Linked DNA regions of Homo sapiens: all the other regions are linked to region 4. Evidence: read pairs that join two places in POLR2A ChIA-PET (ENCODE). Cell type or tissue: MCF 10A. All regions are shown on one strand.

The links. Peaks named below come from ENCODE experiments on the same cell type or tissue, not always from the same donor. Only the 100,000 strongest peaks of a DNase experiment are listed, where the experiment ranks them.
Region 1: POLR2A ChIA-PET joins it to region 4 with 52 read pairs; 2 of 35 experiments call an interaction of 5 or more read pairs at or near these places.
Region 2: POLR2A ChIA-PET joins it to region 4 with 74 read pairs; 5 of 35 experiments call an interaction of 5 or more read pairs at or near these places.
Region 3: POLR2A ChIA-PET joins it to region 4 with 26 read pairs; 10 of 35 experiments call an interaction of 5 or more read pairs at or near these places.
Region 5: POLR2A ChIA-PET joins it to region 4 with 20 read pairs; 2 of 35 experiments call an interaction of 5 or more read pairs at or near these places.
Region 6: POLR2A ChIA-PET joins it to region 4 with 23 read pairs; 2 of 35 experiments call an interaction of 5 or more read pairs at or near these places.

What each region holds. Positions count from the first base shown.
Region 1 is chr18:31,239,714-31,243,713 of GRCh38, forward strand. The region is part of intron 1 of LOC105372049 (a long non-coding RNA gene); the gene reads left to right. Among named protein-coding and RNA genes, the nearest start is that of DSG1, 76 kb to the right of the region's middle. In MCF 10A, a CTCF peak has its summit at 2,446; DNase peaks (open chromatin) are centred at 1,938 and 2,328.
Region 2 is chr18:31,510,181-31,514,180 of GRCh38, forward strand. All of the region lies in intron 1 of DSG2 (desmoglein 2), which reads left to right. Among named protein-coding and RNA genes, the nearest start is that of DSG2, 14 kb to the left of the region's middle. RefSeq lists an enhancer at 1,074-1,143. In MCF 10A, no CTCF peak of the experiment used is centred here; DNase peaks (open chromatin) are centred at 2,491 and 3,561.
Region 3 is chr18:31,495,880-31,499,879 of GRCh38, forward strand. It overlaps DSG2 (desmoglein 2), which reads left to right and starts at 2,298. Exons shown (of 15, transcript NM_001943.5): 1 at 2,298-2,417. The coding sequence starts at 2,373. RefSeq lists an enhancer at 1,688-1,827 and a silencer at 2,028-2,497. In MCF 10A, no CTCF peak of the experiment used is centred here; DNase peaks (open chromatin) are centred at 2,272 and 2,662.
Region 4 is chr18:31,445,766-31,449,765 of GRCh38, forward strand. DSG3 (desmoglein 3) reads left to right here and starts at 1,976. Exons shown (of 16, transcript NM_001944.3): 1 at 1,976-2,160. The coding sequence starts at 2,113. In MCF 10A, no CTCF peak of the experiment used is centred here; DNase peaks (open chromatin) are centred at 1,956 and 3,586.
Region 5 is chr18:31,322,871-31,326,870 of GRCh38, forward strand. DSG1 (desmoglein 1) reads left to right here. Exons shown (of 15, transcript NM_001942.4): 2 at 3,711-3,746. Among named protein-coding and RNA genes, the nearest start is that of DSG1, 6.7 kb to the left of the region's middle. In MCF 10A, no CTCF peak of the experiment used is centred here; a DNase peak (open chromatin) is centred at 2,391.
Region 6 is chr18:31,256,683-31,260,682 of GRCh38, forward strand. LOC105372049 (a long non-coding RNA gene) reads left to right here. Exons shown (of 4, transcript XR_001753388.2): 4 at 2,745-4,000. Among named protein-coding and RNA genes, the nearest start is that of DSG1, 59 kb to the right of the region's middle. In MCF 10A, no CTCF peak of the experiment used is centred here; no DNase peak of the experiment used is centred here.

The DNA of each region.
Region 1 (4,000 bases), 210 kb before region 4:
ACCTTCTTCTTTAAAATTGTCCACTCTTTTTTCTTTTCTTCAAAACTCCCTTTTCTCAGGGAGATTGATACATCATACAGTCTCTGACTTAGAATGTTTTGACTTAGGTTTTTTCAGTGTTAAGATGACAGAAAGCAATATGCATTCTGTAGAAACTGTACTTCAAGTATCCATACAAAAATTTTGTTTTTCACTTTCAGTACAATATTCATTAATCACATAAGATTTTCAACACTCTATTATAAAATAGGCTTTGTGTTAGGTGATTTTTGCCCAACTGTAGGCCAATTAAGTGTTCTGAGCATGTTTAAGGTAGATGAGGTTAAGATATGATGTTCAGCAGGCCAGTTATAGTCAATGCATTTTCAACTTAGGATGGGTTTATTGGAACATAACCCCACTGCAAACTGAGGAGCATCTGTATCCAGCAGAAAATAGGTCTCAATAAAATAATTCATACTAAGGTGTGAATGAAATAATTCACACTAAGATATGAATAACTAAAAATGCTACTAGCTATATGTAAAGTGCACTGCCTTTAAAGTCAGACAGACTCAAATTTGAATCCCGTCTTTTCTCCCATTTACTAACTAGGAGGTTTCTCTAAGTCTCAGTTTCTTCATCTCTGTAGAATGGTAGGAATGACACCTCGGAGGTTTGTTGCAACAATTAAATATGACCATATTTATGCAAAGTATAGTGCCTGGACACTCTGGATTACAAATACATGCCATTTATCTTTTAACTTGAGTCTACGACAATATTTAAACATACTAAAGAAGGAATTTGCTTGCACACCTCAATCTCAAATTGGTAGTGCTTAGGGGTTTTGTGTTTGTTTTTTTGGTTGTGGTTGTTGTTTTGAGACAGGATCTCACTCCATCGCCCCAGCTGTAATGCAGTGGTGCCATCATGGCTCACTGCAGCCTAGACCTCCTGGGCTCAAGTCATCCTCCTGCCTCAGCCTCCTGAGTAGCTAGGACAATAGGTGTGCCCCACCATGCTTGGCTAATTTTTTTATTTTTTGTAGGGACAGGGTCTCACCATTGCCCAGGCTGGTCTTAAACTGAACTCAAGCGATCCGCTCACCTCAGCCTCCCAAAGTGCTGGAATTACAGACAAGAGCCATGACACTTGGCTCAAATGGTAGTGTTTTAGTGTCAAGTGTTGACGTCATTATTAGATCACCCAGATTATTCTACTTCACTCTACCATAGGCTTTACAGCTATTATTTGGTAGTATGGATATTCATAAAACACATGCTATAAAGAAAATAGCTTTAGAGGTAGTTAGCAATCCATGCAACAAACCATTGGCTGGATCACTTCCTGCTTCAGGCACCATGCTGTGGCCCTTGTTACAGATAAAGGCACCACAAGCTGTGGAAACAAGTAAAGTAAGCATCCAATCCAATCCTGTTGGAGAGGGGCTAAGCCAAGAGCCTTTAAAAATCATGTCAAAATTTTAATTTACTTGTTTTCTGTTTTCTTTACTTATTTTTATTTGTAAAAGACATGGTCTTACTATGTTGCTCAGGCTGGAGTGCAGTGGCATGATCCTAGCTCACTGCAGCCTCAAATCCTCGAGCTCAAGTGATCTTCCCACCTCAGCCTCCCGAATAGCTGGGTGTATTTTTTCAATTACACCTCTCCTTTTAAGATTTAGGTAAAAGATACATGAAGGCACAGAATTCCTGCCAAATGAAAGTTCCCAGAAAACCATGTGAAATGATGGTTGTAAAAGGATTTACTTCTTAGCTCTTTTTTTGTCTAAGCAAATTATATTCAAGTAAGAATAATACTTAAGAAATCAAGCATGCATATGCTTTGGTTTTTACAGTATAAGGAAGGTTGTTGATGGTGTGCATGTGCCCACACCTGTGTGTACAGTCTCCAAACAGGGCTTTATTGAGTAATATTTTGTCATGATTTTCCCACAGTAACAAATGGCATATTTCCAACTTATCTGCATTTATTCAGAGTTTAATAGCACCACATACAGAGAAACTTTAAATCTACCTTTTGAATGGGATGTTTGAGGAAAAGTTATATCATGTTCTTCAGTTCATTTTTAAATATAGTTTTTAAGGATGAAAATTAAAAGAAATCCCATTTACTTTATCAGAATATAAATTGTCTTTTCGCCGTCCTCTGTATGTATAATTTTTATGTAAAGTAAAATTCTGTCTTCAAATGTGGCAATATCTCTTTAAAAGTCTTCACCAAACAGCCAGCAAACCAGCTTAGCAACTTTCCTGGGTGGATTCTTAGGTGAATCATTAGCCTTGAGCAATGAAACTGTCCAGCAACACCTCCTTTTGAAAGCTTTGATCTGTCTGAGACTGCAGGAGTCACAAAAGAGGTGTTTGTTTCATGCAGCTTCAGAATATTGACAGGGAAAAAGAATCTCCTTTGTTTCAATGCACCAGCCTTAGGCACCCTGGCGGTGGTCTCTGCAATTGCACTGGATGGAGGTGGAGATGCGGGATTCTCCATTCCCAGGGGGCTGTTGCTGTCTCACTATCTGCCAGTCAGGAAATCTTTTCTAGTTTCTCAGACCCCACCTTCAAAAGCTGAAATTACATGACTCATATTTATTTTGATACCATCAAAGTTTTGCTGACAACATGAAATTTTTGCCTGCCCTGTATTAACAAGTATATTCCTGAAGTCATTAGAAAGATTCAGGCCTTGGGTAAGCACTTAGAAATAAAAACTTAATTTATTGTTTGCACTAGTTCCCCTCTTTTCCCCTCCTCAAGGTGGCTATTTGGGGATTAGCAAATTCTGTGACAAAAGATGGTCAAGTGTAGATACCTAGAAGAAGTCACATCCAGCAATTCCATCAAAAGAGCTCTCTAACCATGTTCCCATAGTGACATGTACCAATATCTTGGGTAAAGGGCACACAGGTGAATTAATTTGGTAGTGGATTTTTATAGACTGTACAATACACTTGACTCTTTGCCAAAATATGAGTGCCTAATTGCTGTGTCTTTGGTGAACATGCCAAAGATTCAGTGATTTTATTCACGTAGGAGGAGGAATGATTTGGGGGAGTAGTTTCAGTGGACAGGTTTTATTGTACTTACTAGATAATAAATTCTTTGAGGCAAGAAGAGTGTTATTGTACTTTTTGTATTTATCACAACACCTAATGAGGTGCCTGACTTATTGGCAATCAATTAATACTATCTAGACAAATGGACTTGAGCAGGTGACCACCTGAAACTAACTAGCACACAATAACAAACACTTGAGCTGCACAGAGACCCAGGTTCTTATCCTGATTCATTCATTTATTGTGGTTTTGGAAAATTTGTAAATCACTTAAATGTACAGGGATTTATGTCTTTTAAGGTATGAAAGCTATGCTGGATAGAGGTGCTTTCTGAAGTCTTTTTTTTTTTTTCATTCAACAAACTTTAGCGCAAAGTAAAAGAGACAATGTTTCTGCTTTCATGGAGTGTATACAATGGGTGAGGGGGTGGGAAGGAACAAGTAAAAAGCAAGGTGATTTCAGAAAGTATTAACTGCTGTGCAGACCATACAACAGGGGAAAGAGATAAAGAGTTAAATCCCCTAAGACGGTCCTGGCTGTTTGTTGGCTTTATTTTTAATTTCTCCTTTTTCTCTAAATAGAAATCAACAGACTTTCTTGAAAAGAGGACTTGATTATCAGAATCAACTGTGGAGTGTTTTACAAATAACAGGTTTTCAATGCTCTACAGATTTTACAGGGATGTAAACCAGAACCCTGAAAGCTCTAGTGTCTTCACAACAGTTCCCTTGAAAACACTGGTACTGCTAGGGGAATGAACAATTTACATATAAATAATTTATATTTTAGTTGTCTCTAAGTGTGAGACTGTAAGAAATTCATTTTGAAAACCACTCAAAGGTTTCCTGATTTTCATACTGTCCTTAGCCGATAAGCTCTTAGACTGATTTGACTTCTAAAATACCTTCTAACTTGAATTCATTTGAAAAGCCCGAAGTG
Region 2 (4,000 bases), 64 kb after region 4:
TAAAGATAGTCCGTTGAGCACACTGCTTACCTTCTAGTAATTTCTCGCTGAATGGACATTAGAAGCCATTATAGTGACTGAAAGTTGAAATAATGTTTTAAACTAATTTGTATTTCTCTACATCCATTTTTAATAAGGTATCTCTTAGTCTGATCTATTAAAGTTTAAGGGATCACCTCACCATAAAACCACTGAACACTTCAAGATTCTCTACTTTAAAGGAAAGACTTCTGACAGAGAACCTGTCAGCCAGGAGGAGCTGTCATCCAGTGACTCATGAGTCCTTCTGGATTCTTGTTTAAACTCATCAAGGTGACTTCAGAACAGAAAGTCTTTTCTAAAAGTGCTGACCTTGAAAACAAAGAGTACATTGATTGATGGTGTTTGGTATTCCCTCATGCCTCTGCAGGAAAAAAAAAAAAATCTTTTGCCAGATACCAGGAAGTCCAGTTTTTATAAGATGTGCAGGATCCAATGGTAGAAAAATTTTTTACATGTTTTTCAAAGCAGCAAAACTAGTTAATAAAATACTTTTTTTAGAGTTTAGCAAATTAGAAAAGCTTTTGCAGAATTTTTTGGTTCATCTGAAAACACTGCTTTGGATACAGGAACTAGCAGCTTACTTTTCCTCGTCAGTCTTAAAGTCATGTTGCAGGTGACATTTTTCTGTCACCAAGTTCCTGGTGAGAAAAAAAGTCACAGATTTAGTGTTTGGAGGAAACCTTATTGGCCATTTTGTCCAGCCACCCCTCCCATGCTTGAAACCTCTTCACAGCATCCCCACAGGAGGTGACTCAAACTTACAGAGTGGACAGGTTTTTTAAAAAGTGCCAGGGAGTGGGAATGGAGGACTAAGGCAGAGAGTTTCTGCTTGTTCCAGTCATGTTACTTGCAGTATACTACCCACTAGAGATGTACAGAATCTCCACAGTCCTCTGCAGCTTGTATTACTGTCCTGACCCTGGTTATTACAGTAGCTTCCAATCAGAGAAACGCAGCCATGGTGTCTTAACCTCGGCACTTGGCCAGTTGCAGCCAGATAACACTTAGTTGTAAGGGCTATCATGTGCATTGTAGGATGTTTGACAGCATCTCTGGTTTCTACCCACTAGATGCCACTGGCATTTATCTCCCCTACCTCGAGCCCCACCCTGGTTTGACAACCAGAAACGTCTCCAGACATTACCAAATATCCCCAGTGGCAGGAGGAGCGGGGCAGGGCAAAACTGCCCCTAGTGGAGAACGATTGGTCTAAATTAAGAATGTGTTCTGTGAGATAGAGGATCTTAAGGAACCAGATCCAAATTATTTAGAAAGCAGTGGCTGAGATCTTAACTGCTCAGTCAAATAAACAGACAGTTCCACAATTGACAAAATGTTAGTGCAGTTCTTTTTTCTTTTTTTGTACAATGAATGAAGCAAATATTTCAGTCCATAACACCTTACTAAAAGCATGCTACTGCAATACGTGCTATAAAAATGCAGATAGCAGAACCCTCTTACCTAGATTCCAAGACAACCTTGACTTTAAGATGCACATCAATTCTTCTGATGTTTTAGTGTAACATACATCCAGAAAAGTGCACATATCACGAGTGCACTGAATCTTCACAAACTGAAAACACCATGTCACCAGTAACGAGGTGAAGAAACAGATTGCCAGCATCCCAGAAGGCCCCTTGTGCTCCCTTCAGTCCCTACGATCCCCCTGATAGCCGCTGTCCCAATTCACAGCAGATTAGCCTTGCCTGTGTCACGCTGGCTCCCTAGATGCTCAGCAATTTAATACCAGCCTTTTGAGAGAAGAAAAGAAACATTACATTAAAGATGTACAAAACCTCTAATATGCATCCCAGTTCCTTAACTAAAACCGACTGATGACTCCCAAATTTTTATCTCCGGGCATAACTTCTTTTCTGAGCTACTAACTCCTATATCCAAAAGGCCATTCACACAGAACACATAAAAACGGCTCTTACCTCCCATTTCACCCCTCCCTCAACACCACCCCTGTCTCCTGCCTCACCTTCAGCTTACCCCATCCCTCTCCCCATTCTGTCTCATCTCTGGAAATGGTGCCTTCACTCACCCAGGTGTTCCGGGTCAAAATTCTAAGGGTCATCTATATTTGCCCTCATTCATTCCATTCACAGGTCTCTGTTGCCTCTGCCTTCAAAATAAACACTGGAGATATCTACTTTCTTTCATCTTTACTGCAACTCCCAGGGTTTAAGCTAGTGTTATGTATTGCACGTGCTTCTGCAATGATGCAATGACTACAGTCTGGTCTCTATACATTTGTTCTTGCCACTTTATGGCCTGTTCTCCATACAGTAGCACCAGCGAGCTTTTTCAAACATAAACTGGTTGTATCATTTCCAAACATAAAAGCTTCCAGTGGCTTCCTCTCACACTCAGGATAAAACCCAAAGTCCTCTCCCTGACTGGGTACTGGCCTATCCCTGTGACATCATCATCACTGATTCACCACCGCATGGCCTGGGCGTTCCTTTTGCAGGGCTCTGCCTGACTGGCTTCCTCATACCATTCACGTCTCTGTGCAGATGCAGCCCCTTCTGAGAGTTTTCCCACACTTCCAAGTCACTCTCTACTATCCTGACCCTGCTTTAATTTTTTTTATTGCTCTTATCAAAACCTGGTCTGTCTTTGTCTCCCCAGTATGTAAGCATCCAACAGGGTAAGAATATTGTGTTACTTAACATATCCTACAAGCTCAGGAAATTGAGGGTATGAATTAATTCAAACTTGCAGAAATTTTAAGATAAGGACCATGCAAAACTTAGAATTGAGGAAATGTCTCATAAATTCTGTTTATTGAATGCCAGTCACTGCAATAGTTACATTTCATATATTTCTTTAATTTGCACATCAGCCCTGCAAAATGGATGTATCCTAGTTAGGTGGCTTTCAGATGCAAGTAACAAAACCCAACTAAAACTAGGTTAAAGAAAAGAATGTTGAATATCAATCGTAAGAAAAAGTTTAGAGAGAGAGTTGGTCCAAATTTGAACGATTCTGTAACTTAAAGCCTTTATGGTTTCAGTTTGGCTTCTCTAGCATTTCATTAGCTTTCCCCTCATGGTCACAGCATGGCTGTAGCTATTCCAAATGTCACCTCCTCACTCAACAGTCTCCAGAGGCACTTAAATAGGAAGGTTATGCATGTGCTTCTCTTCTAATCAGTGAGGAGAATCTTTTGTAGGGTCTCCTGATACCTCATTGACCAAAATTCTCTTACACATTTATGCCTAAACCAGCCAATATCAAAGTAAATGGGCATACATACCATGCTTTGTCATGCCAGTCATTCAGCTCCATGAGCTAGGCAGGGTCTACCTGAGAGTACAAAGTAGAGTTTTATGAACACTGAAGATGAGAGAAAATGCCAATAAGCTAGACAATTGAAAATGTCTGCCACAGTATGTATTACTCTCCTGTTACAGATAAGGAAATTCAGACTAAAGCATCTTGTCTGGCAGGATCTCCTCCCCGCTTCCCTCTGCCCTGAGGATGGGTTAGACTTAATGACTCACTCCCAAAGAATGGAATAGGGACTGGGAAAAATAGTAACTTTACAACGGAGAAACTGCAATCAGTACCTTAGCCAGTGGTGTCATGTGGCTATTGCACACCAGCTAGTATGGTGTGACAGAAAGGGCACTTCAGCTCTGTGATGTTCTTTCCAAAAATGCATAATACTGATCTAATCGTGAGAAAAACAACAGATAAACCCAAATTGGAGGACACTGTGCAGGATACTCAGCCAGTATTCCTCAAAACCGTCAAGGTCATGAGAAACAAAGACTGGGAAAGTGTCAAAGACCAGAGGATATAAAGGAGAAGTGATCACCAAATGCAATGTGGAATCGTAGATTGGATCCTGGAACAGCAAAAGAACATTAGTGGGGGAAATGGTAAAATCAGAATAAAGTATGGAATTTAGTTAACAGTGCATTAACTAAATGCACCAATGTTAATC
Region 3 (4,000 bases), 50 kb after region 4:
CGGGGCCCTCTGGGTATGCGGATCCTATGGGTAGCGATACCTGCCCCCATATTGGATGGGGATATGCACTTGGGGGTGGCCATTAATTCCATTCACCATCCGGGATAATATTCCCCTCCCCAGTAATCTAGATGCTTACAAACATCCCTGGTTAGAATGCATCCGACTCCGTAGGGGTGGTATCCTATCACAGCATTCTCCCCTGCAGCTGATACAATCCTGCTTCAGCAACAAATTAAAACATTAAGCTCACTTCTAAGAAAAGCTCTTAATGATAGTAGCACTGGATGTATGTTGTTATCAGATGAATTTGCTCAGCTATGTACTGTTGTGTTGCAAATGGAAAGGCATTAGATATGCTTACTGCAGCCCAAGGAGGGGTTTGCACCTTACTGCACTGGATGTTATGTGTATATCCCTGACAATTCTCACAATATTACTCTCCTTGCAAAGCCATGATGGGTGTGTTATTAATTTTGCTTTTAATTCTCCTGTGCTTACCCTGTATCTGTAATCTCTATCAACTATGCCTTCCCCATGTATCTGTAGGGGTATTTTCCTGCGATTGAGTATCAGATTGAAGCCGAATGTGGAGGAAAACTTAAATATTAAATTTGAACTCAATTGAACATGGACACAAACAATGGCCACCAAGTCCCAGAACAGGTGGTGTGAGCCCCTTGAGGAATTCATCGAGCGCTGTTTCAAATAAATCTCTATTTAAATTCCTATTTGTTAGTTATTGAAACACAACAGACAATCGCAAACACAAGTTGACCTTTTTGTGTTCCTTGAGTCCAGTCGGGAAGGGCCCTTGTGACTGGGTCTCATGCCAAACAACTTGTTACGATAAGAGCTAGGGTCCCAGACCATGAGGAAACTTCATGAGAATCCTCTGTAGTCTGGTGAGTGTAGTGTCCGACTCTGGAGCCCAGGCTGTTGCTTCCCGGTGTGGTGGTGAATCCTCCACAGTCTGGTGAGTGTACCTATAAATATATCTTTTCCTTCTCCCCTTCCCATTGCAATTTGCTTATTATATCATTTGCTTATTATATCCGCGTTGCCATTTAATTGGGATAAAGGTTGTTTACCCTTAAAAGTATGGTGTGTGTGTCTTTTCTTCTCCCCTTGCGCCTTTCTCGCACAGAACAATAGGCTCGTCCATTACTTTCAGTCGTTACATTTCTTGGAAGTTTCGTAATCCGGTGCTGATTCTAGTGTTTGGATGCCCATACTAAGTTTCTGCTTTTCAAGATGTCAATTTAACATCTCACCTCGCAATCACGTTGTTCTAATTTTAACAATTATTTATTGAACCCTTAAGTTCTAGACACTGCAGAATGCTTTACCTAAGATTTTCCAATTTCGTTCTCAAAACTTCCCCGTGCGTTGGTCGCTATTAACTCCATTTGACAGATCTGGAAACTGGGGCCCAGAGAGGCTAGTCCAGGCCACTCAGCTAGTCACTCTTGGAGCGGGGCCTCTGATCTAGCTAGTGGTGTAATAGAAATTGTAAATCATTTCAAAGAATATATATATTTCCCGTAACACCCTAGAGTTTTCTCCTAGCCCAAGAATTGTCCTTTTTGACCTCTGGTGATTGTTTCTCCTTGAGCCAGATAAGCTGCAAACCTGTTGGAAGCAGTGAAGGGCCATAGGGAAGAGCAGCCTTTGGGGAGACAGCCACCTGAAATTCTGCTCCACAACCTCCGCTCCAGGAGAGCGGGCCGAACGCACCGCGGTCGCAGCTTTCCTGAGGACACGGGTCCCCATGTCACTAGCGACACCTGCGCTCCGGGCCCAAAGCACAATCACAAAGTGCGGGACCTTTGGGCGGTGCTGGGCGGCCTGGCCCCGCAGCCACTGGGCCGGTTGGTCCCGCAGGACTCTGCTCCGTGGAGCTTTTGTCCTTGGGCCGGGGCCCTGCGACCCGCGCTACCCAGGTCGAGCCCCGCCAGGAGGCTCCCTCCTCCCGCCATTCTCCAGAGAGTAGGGGGTCGGGAAGGAGAGAACGGCGGGGCGGGGCCTGCCACCCACAGTCCCCAACCCAAGGACGTCACGGTCCCAGGTGCGAGTGCGAGCGGGCGGGAGTCCACCCCGCGCCTCCCTCCTCTGCTGAACTCCCCACCTCTGTAAAAGCGGCCCGGGCCGGCCCCCGGCTCCATTTTCTCGCGGCGGCCACACCTGGAGCCGCGCCTTTGGGTTGGGCTGGGCTGGGCCGCGCAACCGCCACGGGAAGACAGCCCTCGGGGCGGGGAGGGAGAGGGTGGCCGGGCCGGGGGGAGGCCGGGGCCAGGGAGGAGCCGAGTGCGCGCTCGGGGCAGGCGGCGGCGCGGAGCGGTGCGGCGGCGGGAGGCGGAGGCGAGGGTGCGATGGCGCGGAGCCCGGGACGCGCGTACGCCCTGCTGCTTCTCCTGGTAAGTGCCGCAAGCGGGACAGGGGAGCCACCGCCGGGGAGGGCGTCGGTAGGCGAGGTCTAGACCTCGCGACCAGACTTGCCCGCCGCCCTTGTGCGCGTTACCTGCCCGGCGCTCCTTCCTGCTGCCCGAGGGGGGAAAAGGGCCGGGCAGGCTGCGGCGAGATCCGACCTGGGGCTTCGGAAAATCCTCTTGGCTGGAGCCAGGAGAGTAAGTTGCGACCTATCGAAGTTGTGTTTTCCTTCCCGCGTCACCCAGGCCCCAGCGCCCTTTTCTGTGGTGTGTGGGTGTAGTGAGCCCTGGGGCGGGGAACACCATTGCTGGGGGTCGGAGGCTTTGTTGAGAGTCTCTGGGACGAGAAACGTGGAGGCAATAGGGAACAACCTCGCGCTTCTTCCACGTTCCTTAAATTTCCCTAGGATTCCCCAGCTCCTCTAGCCGCCGACACAAGCCAGTGAACTGGGGAAACCAGGAACATACTTGTATTCTTAGAGTGCAAAAAGTTGGCTAAAAATTTTTTAAAAAGGTGTAATTTACAAAGCTTAATTTTAAGTGGATCACCCACATATAGTTTTAACTTAAAGTTTATGAAGTTGGTGTTTCAAAAGTTTTCCAATATTAAAGATAATAAACATATGTAATAGTTTGAAGCCTTATTCATTTAAAAGGTTACAGAAAATGGAAGTGTAGCGCCCCCTCCCCCACGCCCCACCCCTCACTCCCGGAAACGACGTTCAGTCCCTGGATTTAGAGTTCTTTTGCTCAAATTGGATTTTAAACTGTTGGTTTTCTGTTTGTTTAAGGGGTTGCACGTATGTATCTCGCTTATAGGGGTTTACTAAAGGGGTTTTAATAAAGTGACAGTTATGCTGCAAATATAGGTGTGAGTTCACCTTCCAGAGAGTTCACAAATATGTGTTTACAGAGATTAGATGCAAAATCATACTCAGTTTTCTTACGTAATAATTAAAAATGCAAATACATTCACTATATTCAAAGTTCTAACTTCCAAAACATGAGCCCTTCTATCCTCGAGTTTTGGTGGGATGTGGAAGAAAATCGTGTGTGTGTGTGTGTGTGTGTGTGTGTGTCTCAAAACGGAAAAAGGCGTGACTGAATCCAGTCTAGAGATTTCCATGAACTCTCAGGTGGAAGAGCATGATAATTAGGGCGTCCAGGCCTAGCACACAGTTCATTTTCATGCTCTATTTATCCATTTCATTTTCCCCGTGTCCTTGAGGTAACTTTCAATGAAAATTCATTTTGTTGACAAAACTTTTCTAAGACGTGATCTGGGACGTCGTTTTTAGCCTCTGGGCTGGCAAAACAACTAATCCTGTCACCTTGATGTTTCCTTGTTTAAGGAGAATCCCAAGCTAATGTAACACCTAGCTTACTTTGAGAGTTACATATTCTTTCCATATATGAAAATAAATGACCTTTAATCTTCAAATAATGTAGCAATCAGGCCAATTTGTACACTCACAGAGTAGCAGGTAAGCAAATTAGGCATATCTTTCATTTTAGCAATTTGATACTTTTACCTTATTGGGCAGTAATAAACATCTCCTTTAGAAAGCGAC
Region 4 (4,000 bases):
TTTAGTGGGAACTCTACAGAGAACACCAAATTTGATCTTTTGAAATTTTCTTTCCTAGTGGAAGCAGATTTTAAGGGTTCTCTAATTATTTCTCTATTAGCATCAACACTCATCAGATTTGTCACAAATCCATTTAAGATATATGGTAAAACTCAGGGATGAGCAATTTTTCTTTTTTTCTGTAAAGAACAAGAAAATATTTTTGACTTTGTGGCCATACAGTCTCTATCCATATCAACTCTGTTGTTACAACACAAAAGCAGCCATTCACAATGCATGAACAAATGGGCATGGCTGTGTTCCAATAAAACTTTATTTACAAAGTCTTTATTTCAAAACCAAGACTTTTCTGGAAATGAAGAGTGGTAATGGTCATGGTTGCACAACAATGTGAATATATTTAATGCCACTGATTTGTACACTTAAAAATAGTTAAAATGATAGATTTTATGTTATGTATATTTTACCACAATTTAAAAAGAAACAAAAACAAAATTTTGTTCACAAGATGTTTTTTCTAACTCCTAGACTACACAGTCCTTTCTGCTTAAAATACTCTGTGATTGGCCTGGCGCGGTGGCTCACGCCTGTAATCCCAGCACTTTGGGAGCTGAGGCAGGAGGATCACGAGGTCAGGAGATCAAAACCATCCTGACTAACACGTGAAACCCCATCTCTACTAAAACTACAAAAATTAGCCGGGCGAGTTGGCGGGAGCCTGTAATCTCAGCTACTCGGGAAGCTGAGGCAGGAGAATCACTTGAACCCGGAAGGCGGAGCTTGCAGTGAGCCGAGATCGCGCCATTGCACTCCGGCCTGGGCAACACAAAGAGACGCAGTCTCAAGTAAGTAAGTAAGTAAATAAATAAATAAATAAATAAGAATAATGTTTCATTTTCTGTACTACTCGGGAGCCTGAGGCAGGAGACAGCCTCCTCAATTCAGGAGAATTGCTTGAACCCGGGAGGCAGAGGTTGCAGTGAGCCGAGATCGCGCCACTGCTCTCCAGTCTGAGCGACAGAGCGAGACCCCGATTCAAAAAAAAAACTGTGATTAAGTGGTTTCTAAAACCTAATGTGTAATACTTGCAAAGATAAAATTGCTCTTCTACCAAACCTTTCTTTCAATATTTCTGAAACTGTAAAAAGTACTTTAAATTCTAATGTTATAAGCAAAGTAGCTAAAATGGGGCTGGTAATTTTTCCCCTCTGCTTTATCTTGGGTTAGAGTCGAAGTATTTAAGCACTTCCGAGTATGTAACAGCAAGCAGGTTCACCACACTGGGGAAAATGTCTTGAGTAATGAAAAGAGCACCAAGATAATCTACCTTATTAGGCAATCTAGGCTTTTTTGAAAGTTATAAATGAAAAGAAATACAGTATAAAAGATGTCATTTGAGTATTATCAGAGTAATTTTGCAACGCATTATTTATATATTTCAAATATTCAAGGCACCATATAACTGTTCAATTTTATTTCTTTTTTTTTTTTTATTCAAAGCCTACATTCATAGTTGCTTAATGGGATGTTTTTCTTCTTCATATTTTTAGTGCCTTTCAATAAAATATATCATTGCTTAACATCTACATTTTGCTTAACTTTAGATCTACCCACACATACTCAGGCTGAAAATAAATGCTCTTTTACAAGTTAGATTTTGGGGGATTTTGTACGTTTTGCTTTGCTTTTCGGTTTTCATTGTAACCATAGTCAACTAGATTCAGCCATAAGACATCAACACTGACAAAGTGTAGTCCGGACTAGCTTTTGCACTTCCACATCATGATTAATTTATTATTCATCTGGTACCTTCCTATTAAACTTTGTCTTTAGCCTGTGAACTTTTCTTTCAGCTTCCAACAAAGGATTTCATTGCTTTAGGAATCGAGGTGTGGCTAAGTTTTTACCTGGGAGCAAAGGTGATGCAAGCGTTTCTGGTGAGACCTACCCTTGGTTTAGGGTGGGGAGGGACCGCATAACAGACCATCTGTAGACTCCTTCGGAAAGCAGCAGAGACGCTGCAGAGGGCTTTTCTTAGACATCAACTGCAGACGGCTGGCAGGATAGAAGCAGCGGCTCACTTGGACTTTTTCACCAGGGAAATCAGAGACAATGATGGGGCTCTTCCCCAGAACTACAGGGGCTCTGGCCATCTTCGTGGTAAGTCCTGGATTTTCCTAATAATCACAAACTTCCCTGCTTCCTCCCTTGTTAAAGAATATTATATTTGATTGCACAATCTTTATTATAAATTCTAAAAGGAGTGCAGTGGAAATCAACACTTTGAAATGAAATCGTGAAGATTACCAATTTCCTTCTTTTGTTGTTTTTTATGTTGTATTTTACATAGAAAAATAAACCAGAAAGAAATGAGTTTTAAAAACCATTTAGAATTTTTTTTAGTTAATGAATTAAGTAATCTTAATCACAGGTTATATTTTCCACAACATTTTCACTTTCTTTAAAGTTATGCTTTTACTAGTTTTTCTAACCCACAAACAAGAACACAGGAGCCACTTCTATTTTCCAAGATTACATGTCTCTTAGCATATAGCTAAGAACTCTACACGCCTGGGCTTGATACCTGACACGCTTTTAAAAGTAAAAAATCGCAGAATTAAAATCAAAGCAGTGTTTGACTCTAGAGAAGTTGGGAGGATTATTAAGTAAGTATTTATGTTTAGCTATTATGTGCCAAAAGAAAATGTCAGCCTTTGGGGATGGGGGGAAAGACATACAACATTTTAAAGCCATTTTTTTCAGAAAAGTAATACTTCTGTTGATTGAGAAAGTCGTACATAGTATTATCTAAAAGAGAAACGGAATGTTACAGACTGTTTAAAACCTGGATGTTACAGACTAACTTACTCCTTAACTGTGTTCTTATAGCAAAAAAAAAAAAAGAAAAGTCACAATATTATCTGTTACACGGAGATATCAAAATAGTTAAATATACCTTAAAAATGAATGTCAAAACAATTCCTAATGCTAATTTGTATGGTTTCCATGATAAGCTGGGTTGGCCTAGGCATCAATTTACCTCATTTCTTCATGAAAAAAATTGAGATAAATGGACTTCAAGAAGTCACAGGGAGATAGATCTCAAGAAAGGACTTTCTTAGCTCTCCCTAAGATTTTTGTTTTTGTTTTTGTTTTTGAGACAAGGTCTGGCTCTGTTGCCCAGGCTGGAGTGCAGTGGTGCGATCTCCAACTTCTGCCTCTGGGGTTCAAGTGATTCTCGTGCCTCAGCCTCCTGAGTAGCTGAGATTACAGGCGTGCACCACCACAGCCAGCTAATTTTTTTGTATTGTTAGTAGAGATGGGGTTTTGCCATGTTGACCAGTCTAGTCTCAAACTCCTAGCCTCAATGGATCCGTCCACCTCGGCCTCCCATAATGCTGGGATTGCAGATGTGAGCCACTGCACCCAGCCTCTAAGATTCTATTTCTATTACGACAATGTAACTGTGTTCAGTACCTGATTTTATTTGAAAGGAGGATGTTGTTAAAGAGAAATGTGACAGTTGTATGACTTTCCCACCTTTCCAGATGGGAAATGTCTGGGCTGAACCCCAGGTGGTCTGATAACCCCTATGTCCAAGCCAATGGCAAAGCTCAGGAAGTTAGGGGCCATGCAGCATGGGCTGTCGGGATAGTATTGCCATGAGGACATAGGATTGGGCCACCATAAGCTAAGGGGGATTCTTTTTTTTTTCTAATTTGACATATAGGACACTCTCAATTACTCCTCTGATTCTGGAGTGACTGTGACATCCTTATATTGAGGCTAATTTTTATTTTTATATTCTCAATGCTTATTATATCTGTCTTAGAGTGGACATGCAATTGTTTGAAGAATGAGTAAATGAATGATTTAATGAGCCTTCTCTAAACTAAAAAACCCCCGCACAATGTCCCTATAATTCTAGTCATAAAGGAAACTATGAAATGACATGTATTTGGTTCCACTCAAGAAAATTTTACATACACATGCTGTTTAA
Region 5 (4,000 bases), 120 kb before region 4:
TGAACTTCAATATTAAAAAGGAAAACATTAAAAATTACTGTAATTGGGGATTTATTAAAATTAGCCTGTGATTTTGTCTCCTGTAGCTTTTAAAAAGTACATAAATGGATTGGTTCCTAAAACAGAAATGAAGGGGAAACTCATTGAGGATGTATTTCAGGTGAATTATTTACTGTTTTCATAGAATTTTAGGACTAGAGGGGACTTTTAGTCTCATATACAGCTGAGGAAACTGAGCACAGATTGATTTAATGACTTACCCCAAAGTCCCTATCCACTGGGCAAAACAGCTGAGATATACTCAGTCAGCCTGATAACCTCTGTGTTCATCTCTAGGTAAATCTCCATCACAGCCTCCATAGCACAGACTCCAAACTCATTTGGGAATCCAAACTTCTCCCCTAATTGTCAGAAAATAACCTCACCCTTACTCCAGGGACAAGGTCTAGGTCATTTAGGAGAGTGTCCTCCAATTTCCCTTCCCCAGTTTATTGATTTTAATCTCCATCCACCTCACCCTTACTCCAGGGACAAAGTCTAGGTCATTTAGTACAATGTCTTCCAATTTCCCTTTCCTAATTGATCGATTTTAATCTCTATCTTTCCTTGCCTTTGTCTTTGAGGTCCTTTCTTTTTCTGCCCATTCTCTCCTGCTCTCCCTATCACAACACTTCTATGAGAATCTTCCTGCTGAACATCTCTTCTTTTAAATCAAAATCTCCTCCTAGCTTCTATCTTAACTTTCAAAAATCCTTAGGTTACCCTCTCTCAAAAAAAAATGCTACTATCTTGTCCCTCTGTTCCCTTTTATCACCAATGTCTTGAAAAAGTGACCATCTTTATGTCCTCCTCTCCTCCTCTCATTTCCTAATCCCTTGCTGTCAAGCAAGTGCATGTTCCATCCAGCTAAAAATATTCTCTTGAAGGTCCCTCAGAACCTCAGGATTTCCTCAGAATTCACTCTGCTCAACTTTTTTACCTCATCTCTTTCAACCCCATCTGTCTTTCCGTTTTCCTTTTCCTCTGACCTCCATTATAATGCATTATATTTTCCTATTGTTTCTTTCGCCATTCCTTCTCTCTTTCGCCACTCCTTCTCTCCTTCCTTTTTTTTTTTTTTTTTTTTTTCTTTTTTTGAGACAAAGTCTTGCTCTGTCCCCAGGAGTGCAGTGGTGCAATCTCGGCTCACTGCAACCTCCGCCTCCTGGGTTCCATTGATTCTCCTGCCTCAGCCTCCCAAGTAGCTGGGACTACAGGCACGCACCACGACGCCCAGCTAATTTTTGTATTTTTAGTGGAGACGGGGTTTCACCATGTTGGCCAGGATGTTCTCAGTCTCCTGACCTCGTGATCCACCCGCCTCGGCCTCCCAAAGTGCTGGGATTACAGGCGTGAGCCACAGCGCCCGGCCCTCTCCTTCCTTTTTTTTTTTTTTGTTTGTTTGTTGTCGTTGTTCCTAGTTCTATAAATGTAGGAACTCTTCTAGTTTTATCCTCAATTGCAGGCTGATTCTTGACTGTATCCTCTACTTTGGAAATTTCAAATTCTCACGATTTCAACTATCCTGCCTGAGCAGATCTACCTCAAATCTACATATCCAGCTTGAACTTTTGCTCAAGTTTTGATCCATGTTTCCAATTGCTGATCATCTTCACCCAGGCATTATCTGGCATCTCAAACTCAATGTGTTCTAATCTGCTAAATTCTATTACTGTCTTGTTCCCAATCCCACAGTTTAAAACTGCCATCCCCTGAGCTTCCTCCCTCTCTCGAACACCCCCATCCCATTTGTTCTCAAGCCCTGCCAATGCTATGCTGCAGTATCCCTTGATCTTTCCCCATCCATTCCCTCTGTCTCTGCTCCAGCGTACCTCCTTCTCACCTCCAGTCTGCTTTGATACAGAGACCCTCAACTGCTCACCGTCTGTAATCACTGCCTCTTCCCACTAGTCCTACCAACTGTTGTCAGAGTTAGCTTTAAAACCACAATTTTATCATGCTCTTCTCACATCTAAATACTTCAATATTTTCCTACTGCACACAGGCATTTAATATTACAGCTGGAAAGTTACCTGTATAAAATTTAGTCTACTCTTGTCATTTTACAAGTGAGAAAACTAAAGTTCAGAGAATTGGGGAAATACGTTGAAGATTTTCCAACTCTATCAAGAGTCAGATTTCACTATTTTGCCTTTGAAAGTCCAAGAGTGACTTTGTATCAGAGTTTATTCTAGACTCTGAGCAACAGAAAATAAGCTTACACCAACCCACCACATTTTTAAGCAGACTTGGCGGTTTTTAGATTACAAATCCAGTTGAGAGTCTGACTGTATGGTGAAAGCTACTTGGTCTTCTGCCCAAATTGTCTCTCATGGGAAAAAGAGTGACCCAGCTTCATAAAGCTGGAAAGATTTCTTAGTCATCTGCATAGCTTTCCAAAACAAACAGCAAGCACTGGCGCTCCAATGCAGTAAGGGAAGCGCAATAACAGATAACAGATCCATGCACAATTCTGTAGCTATGAAGAAATGGCTTTCAAACACACAAATAAGGTATGCCCATCTCCCATCCCACACTCACAAACAAGAGAGAGGGAAAAGTGTTCATAAATTCACAGGCAGCAAGGAGCATGCATTTACATGAACACCATTTCATCATTTCAGTTCTGCACCCAAGATGGGCTCTACAGATAACATTTCAGTTACATGTTTTAAAATTTGGGCCATTTACTTTTCTTTTTTTTTTCTTCATGCTGTATTCCTATTGTCGTATGTAAATATCACCAATCACAAGGATAATAGGTTAGTTTAAAATCAGAATTTTTTGAGTTCTTGAAGTTGCAATATAAATTCTTTGTAGCATGCTTTTCTTAGTAGTAATTTACTTGAGGGAATAGGCTATCTCATATTTTATTGTAAAACCCACAGCTCAAGTGAAAATTTATGCTAAATTGTATTGAATTATATTTAGCCATAGGTTAATATCCAAGACTCAATTTCCTCATCTGTAAAATGGAGATAGTATTAGTGGTGACCACATGTATTTGTTGTAAAGATTAAGTGCATAGATTTACATAAATACATAACCTAATACCTAGCTATTATTTAACAAATTATAAGAGTAATAACAATCATAATTATTAATATTAGATACACAATGGATATGTAATTCTCATAATAAAAACATTATCTTTTTATACTTCTCATATTGATCATAAATACTTATTTTCTGAATTATCTATTGTGGCAATTTTTTTAAAGTAGATACTTAGAGACATTAAGTTCATATTTTCTTTAATGCTACAATTAAAATTAACTATAAAAAGAACTTTTTTATATTTTTAAATTACTACTGTTAGTATTTTTAAATGTAAACTATAATTTTCTTATATCAGTTATACAAATAAAGTTTTCATACTTTGCAATTCTGAATAAATTCAATTAAAAGTTAAAAATTTCTTATTTAGGGAGAAATACAAGTACAAAATAATAGTAATAAAAAGAAGAGTAAATTGAAAGGTAAAAACAAAAATTCTTAGCATCATCATCAGACCCAAGACATAAACCAAATCCACCTGCTATTTGGCTGATAAAATAATTTTAATGACTCACAAGCCTATGGTTTCATGTTGTTTTTAAAGTAACTGGATAATATAAATTTTAAAGCATTTAATTAAAAAATAACTAGTGTGATTATCTTATTTTTTACAGGTGGTGGTAGAAGTTAACAGTGAATTCCGAATCCAGGTAATATATAACAAATCCATTTTTCCAAATTTTTAAACAAGAAAATAATTTGAGAATAACAATATGTTTTCTGAAGAAAATGTATTCTCATAAGTCAAGTTCATATAATGCTAAAATTAATAGATTACCAAAATTACCAATTTTCCCAATTAAACATCCTCTATTTCTGAGATTATAACCTCTTCCAAAAATCTCAGTGGAATTTGAATTACGAATTCAAATTAATATATACCATTTCTTTATTGCTGTCATTT
Region 6 (4,000 bases), 190 kb before region 4:
TCATGAAAAGAACTCCATGAGGCTTATGAATTGGTATTGGCCCTGAGGTATACTCATCTCCTTTTAACCATATTAGTGATCATGTTTATTTGGATTTGCTCACTGAGGTGTGAGAGAACACACTACACACTACACACCTTCGGAGCTTGCAGCTCAGAATCTGAGGTCCACCATGGAGGAGAGAAGAATTTATCACTCACCCTGAACTCCATTGGAAAAAAAAAATGACTTTTCTTTAATTGTATGAAATCCCCAAGTGTCGCAAAACATTTTCATTAAAAATTTTAAGAGAAACCTCATCTTTGATTTCATTCATTTATTCATTCAACCAATGCGTGTTTTTGGAATACCTATACCTGCTACCTATAACTATAGACACTTGAAGAGAGGTTGAAGATACAATAGTGAACAAGACAGTCTCTGCTGTCATGAAGCTCACCGCCCATTGGGTTCATTTAATCCACAGTCTTTACTAAGCACTTACCATATGCCAGATGTTTCAAGGTCTGGGACACAGAAAAGAGACAGACAAGACATAAACAAGTTTTTTAAGTGTCATTTTAAAAACTAACATGTCCTATGAAGAAAATGAAACAGAGAAAAAATTTTAAAAGTGATAGCCGGTGCTATTTTTAATAAATTAAGCAAAGAAGTGATGCTTGAGCAAAGACCTGAATGATTAAGACAGTAAGTCAACCAAACATCTTGGGGAAGAGCATTTCAGGCAGAGAGAGCACAAAACAAGTCCTTGAATGAAGGAGGACAGTGGATTGCTTCCCTAAAATCTTGACAACACTTTTAAGCTCATATGAATAATTCCCAATTTTGCAATATTCAATTTTAAACCAATTTGCCATTAGATATATTATACACAACCAACTCTAACACATGCTTTTAACGTATGCTGAGTTTGAAGTTTGTGCAGCTTGACACTGCATGATTTTCTCTGCTCGCTTATTTATTTGTTTTCTTAGATTTGTATATACTATCACCCCTGAAATTTCCAGAAGAAATGTACATTATTCAAATATCTCAGTAGCCTATTATTTTTTCTTGGGGACAAATTTCCTATAGTCCTCTGTCCGCTGATCTGAATGGTTGTTCTCTAAGCTGGTTGTCATCCTTGATCTTCCTTTAAGCAGCATCTTGATTATTTTCTTCTCTTGTGTTGGAACTCCTGATTTTTGATCCCATGTCATCCTCTTTTTAAAGATTATTTCTCATTTTGATGCATGACATCTTCTGCTAGCTTCCTACAAAAGGACACATGAGAGAAAAAATTGAGGACACGGAATATCTGAAGATGTCTGTATTCTATCCTTTATCATCCATACTAAACTGACAGTTTGTCTAGGAATAGTATTTCGAGTTGGTAGTCATTTTCTCTAAGTATTTCAAAGACATTTATCTTTTGTTTCTATTGTTCAGAGTTGCTAAGAAGTTTGATGCCATTCATATTTAAGAATGAAGCAATGAAAAAGCTGAATAGAAGTGCACTGTGCATGAACAGGGAATGTCAATTTGTGGACTTTGTTACTGGGCAATCTAGCTAGGATATTACATTTGAGTACCCCAGATTCTTTTCTACAAAAGAATCTTTCATTTCTCTGCCTTGGAGAAATAATGCTGGCAGTCAACATCTTTGAGCTAATGAAGCAAAGTAGTCAGGATCTTAGCATTCAAAATACCTATATTTATTTAACCCATTTCACCATGGAGGTAATTGCAAGCTCAGAGTCTTTCTGAGATTTACTCAGTTACTCTCCAGAGAGTAACATTCTAATCTTCTTGGGTAAAGCAGGGACATCCATCAGCTGTGCAGAATTTGGAAGTTAGGGTACTAATTATTGCAATAATTAACTCTCAACCTTATTCTCGTCTCCCTCTGTATCTGTCTCCAATCCATGAGGCCTTTTAGGTTTTCAGATGTGAATGCATCTACTTTGGTTTCAACTCTCAGTCATCTACTGCTTCAACTTCCACTTGTCCATTTGATTTCTAACTTCCAAAACGTCATTACAATTGTCTGCTTTCTCTCTATCTTTACCCTTGTACACTAACAATTGTTTTAATCTCATTACCATCATTTAGGTTTGATTTCAGGTATATTCAACCTGTGGTATGTCTGTTGTTTTCCTCCCACAGTCAAATTCCTTTTCACAAAGAATTCCTATAAATGTAATTTTTTCTGTCTCATCTCAAGTAATTTCATCACTGTTTAAAGCTAACTGAAAGAAGCTTAGTTTCATATATGTACTATATTTGAGATACAGATAGAAATTACTAGGCTTGCCAAAAGCTGTGTATCTTTAGGTTCATTCTGATGCTTAGGGGATTTCAATCAGTTGCATATGTGAACAATTATAAGGTACACGAATGAGCTTAAAGGATGTGTTTTAAATGCTGAAAATGTATTATTGAAAGTTATGTTTCATACGTGGAGTATAATTAAGGATTTTACAATAGAACTTTTTCTACAACGAATAAGTTTATCACTAGTCTTTCAGAAATTTTAGTTTCAGAAAGTTTCAATAACGTATGTTCAGAACTAAAGAACTTCTCATATAATTTTAGGCCATCATCTTGAAATTAAGAAGTGTAAAAACTAAGTAACTGCTCAAATAGAACAGCATAAAGTATTTTGGTAATTCAGAGTTCTCTGTATATTTTCTGGAACTCTCTTGACTCATTAACTTTCTTTTTCAGTTGTGCAATAATGCTCCAATATCAAAATTTGTTTTTAGGCCAGACACGGTGGCCCACGCCTGTAATCCCAGCACTTTGGGAGGCCGAGGCAGGTGGATCACCTGAGGTCAGAAGTTCAAGACCAGCCTGGCAAGACAGCGAAACCCCATCTCTACTAAAAATTCAAAAATTAGTTCAGCATGGTGGCACACGCCTGTAATCCCAGCTATTTGGGAGGCTGAGGCAGGGGAATCGCTTGAACCCAAGAGACGGAAGTTGCAATGAGCTGATATTGCACCACTGTACTCCAACCTGGGCAACAAAGTGAGACTCCATCTCAAAAAAAAATTGTTTTTAAATAACAAAATTATTATTCATGTTAATAATAATGTGCTTCATGCCCACTGAAGCACAAATCAGTGTGTTACGTCTTGGCCTTAACAAGCAATCAAGCATACTTGAGCAGGTACAAAGCACTCGAGGGAACAAGAAATCAATGTAGTATAACTAAAAAGGTTAAATATTGGAGTTTGAACACAAGTATTTATTCTTCTTGACAAAATGCCACTAAATGACACAATTTTCTTTTTTAATATATTTATTTAATATTTTTAAGACTGAAGAAGGAAATCTTTTTTTTTTTAACTTTTATTTCAATAGTTTTGGTGGAACAGGTGGTGTTTGGTTGCGTGAATATGTTCTTTAGTGGTGAGTTCTGTGATTGCGATGCACCCACAATCACCTCAGCAGTGTACACTGTTCCCAATGTATGGTCTTTTATCCTTCACCCCCACCCGCCCTTTCCCCAGAAACCCCAAAGTCCATTATATCATTCCTGTGCCTTTGCATCCTCACAGCTTAGCTCCCACTGATAAGTGAGAACACACAATATTTGATTTTCCATTCCTGAGTTACTTCAGTTAGAATAATGGTAAATAACACAGTCTTAGAAGTTAAAAGATAATGGGGCCATATATTTAAAATTCTGAGGGGAATTCATTTCTAGCTTAGACTTTGATATCTATCATACAATCAACGAAGTGTGAGAGTAAATAAAATCATTATAATGTATGTCAAGTCTCAAAATGATTACTTGCAATGCACCTCTTCTTGGAAGCTGCTCTCTCACAAGGAAATAAGTCAAGAAAACAGAAATCATGGGACCTGAGAAGCAAGAGATCCAACAAAGGGGAGAGCAGCAGAAAAATCTACGTATGAAAGCTGGGGATGGTGGCTCAGGCTTGTAATCCCAGCACATTGGGAGGCTGAGGCAAGTGGATCATTTGAGGTTAGGAGTTCAAAACAGCCTAGCCAT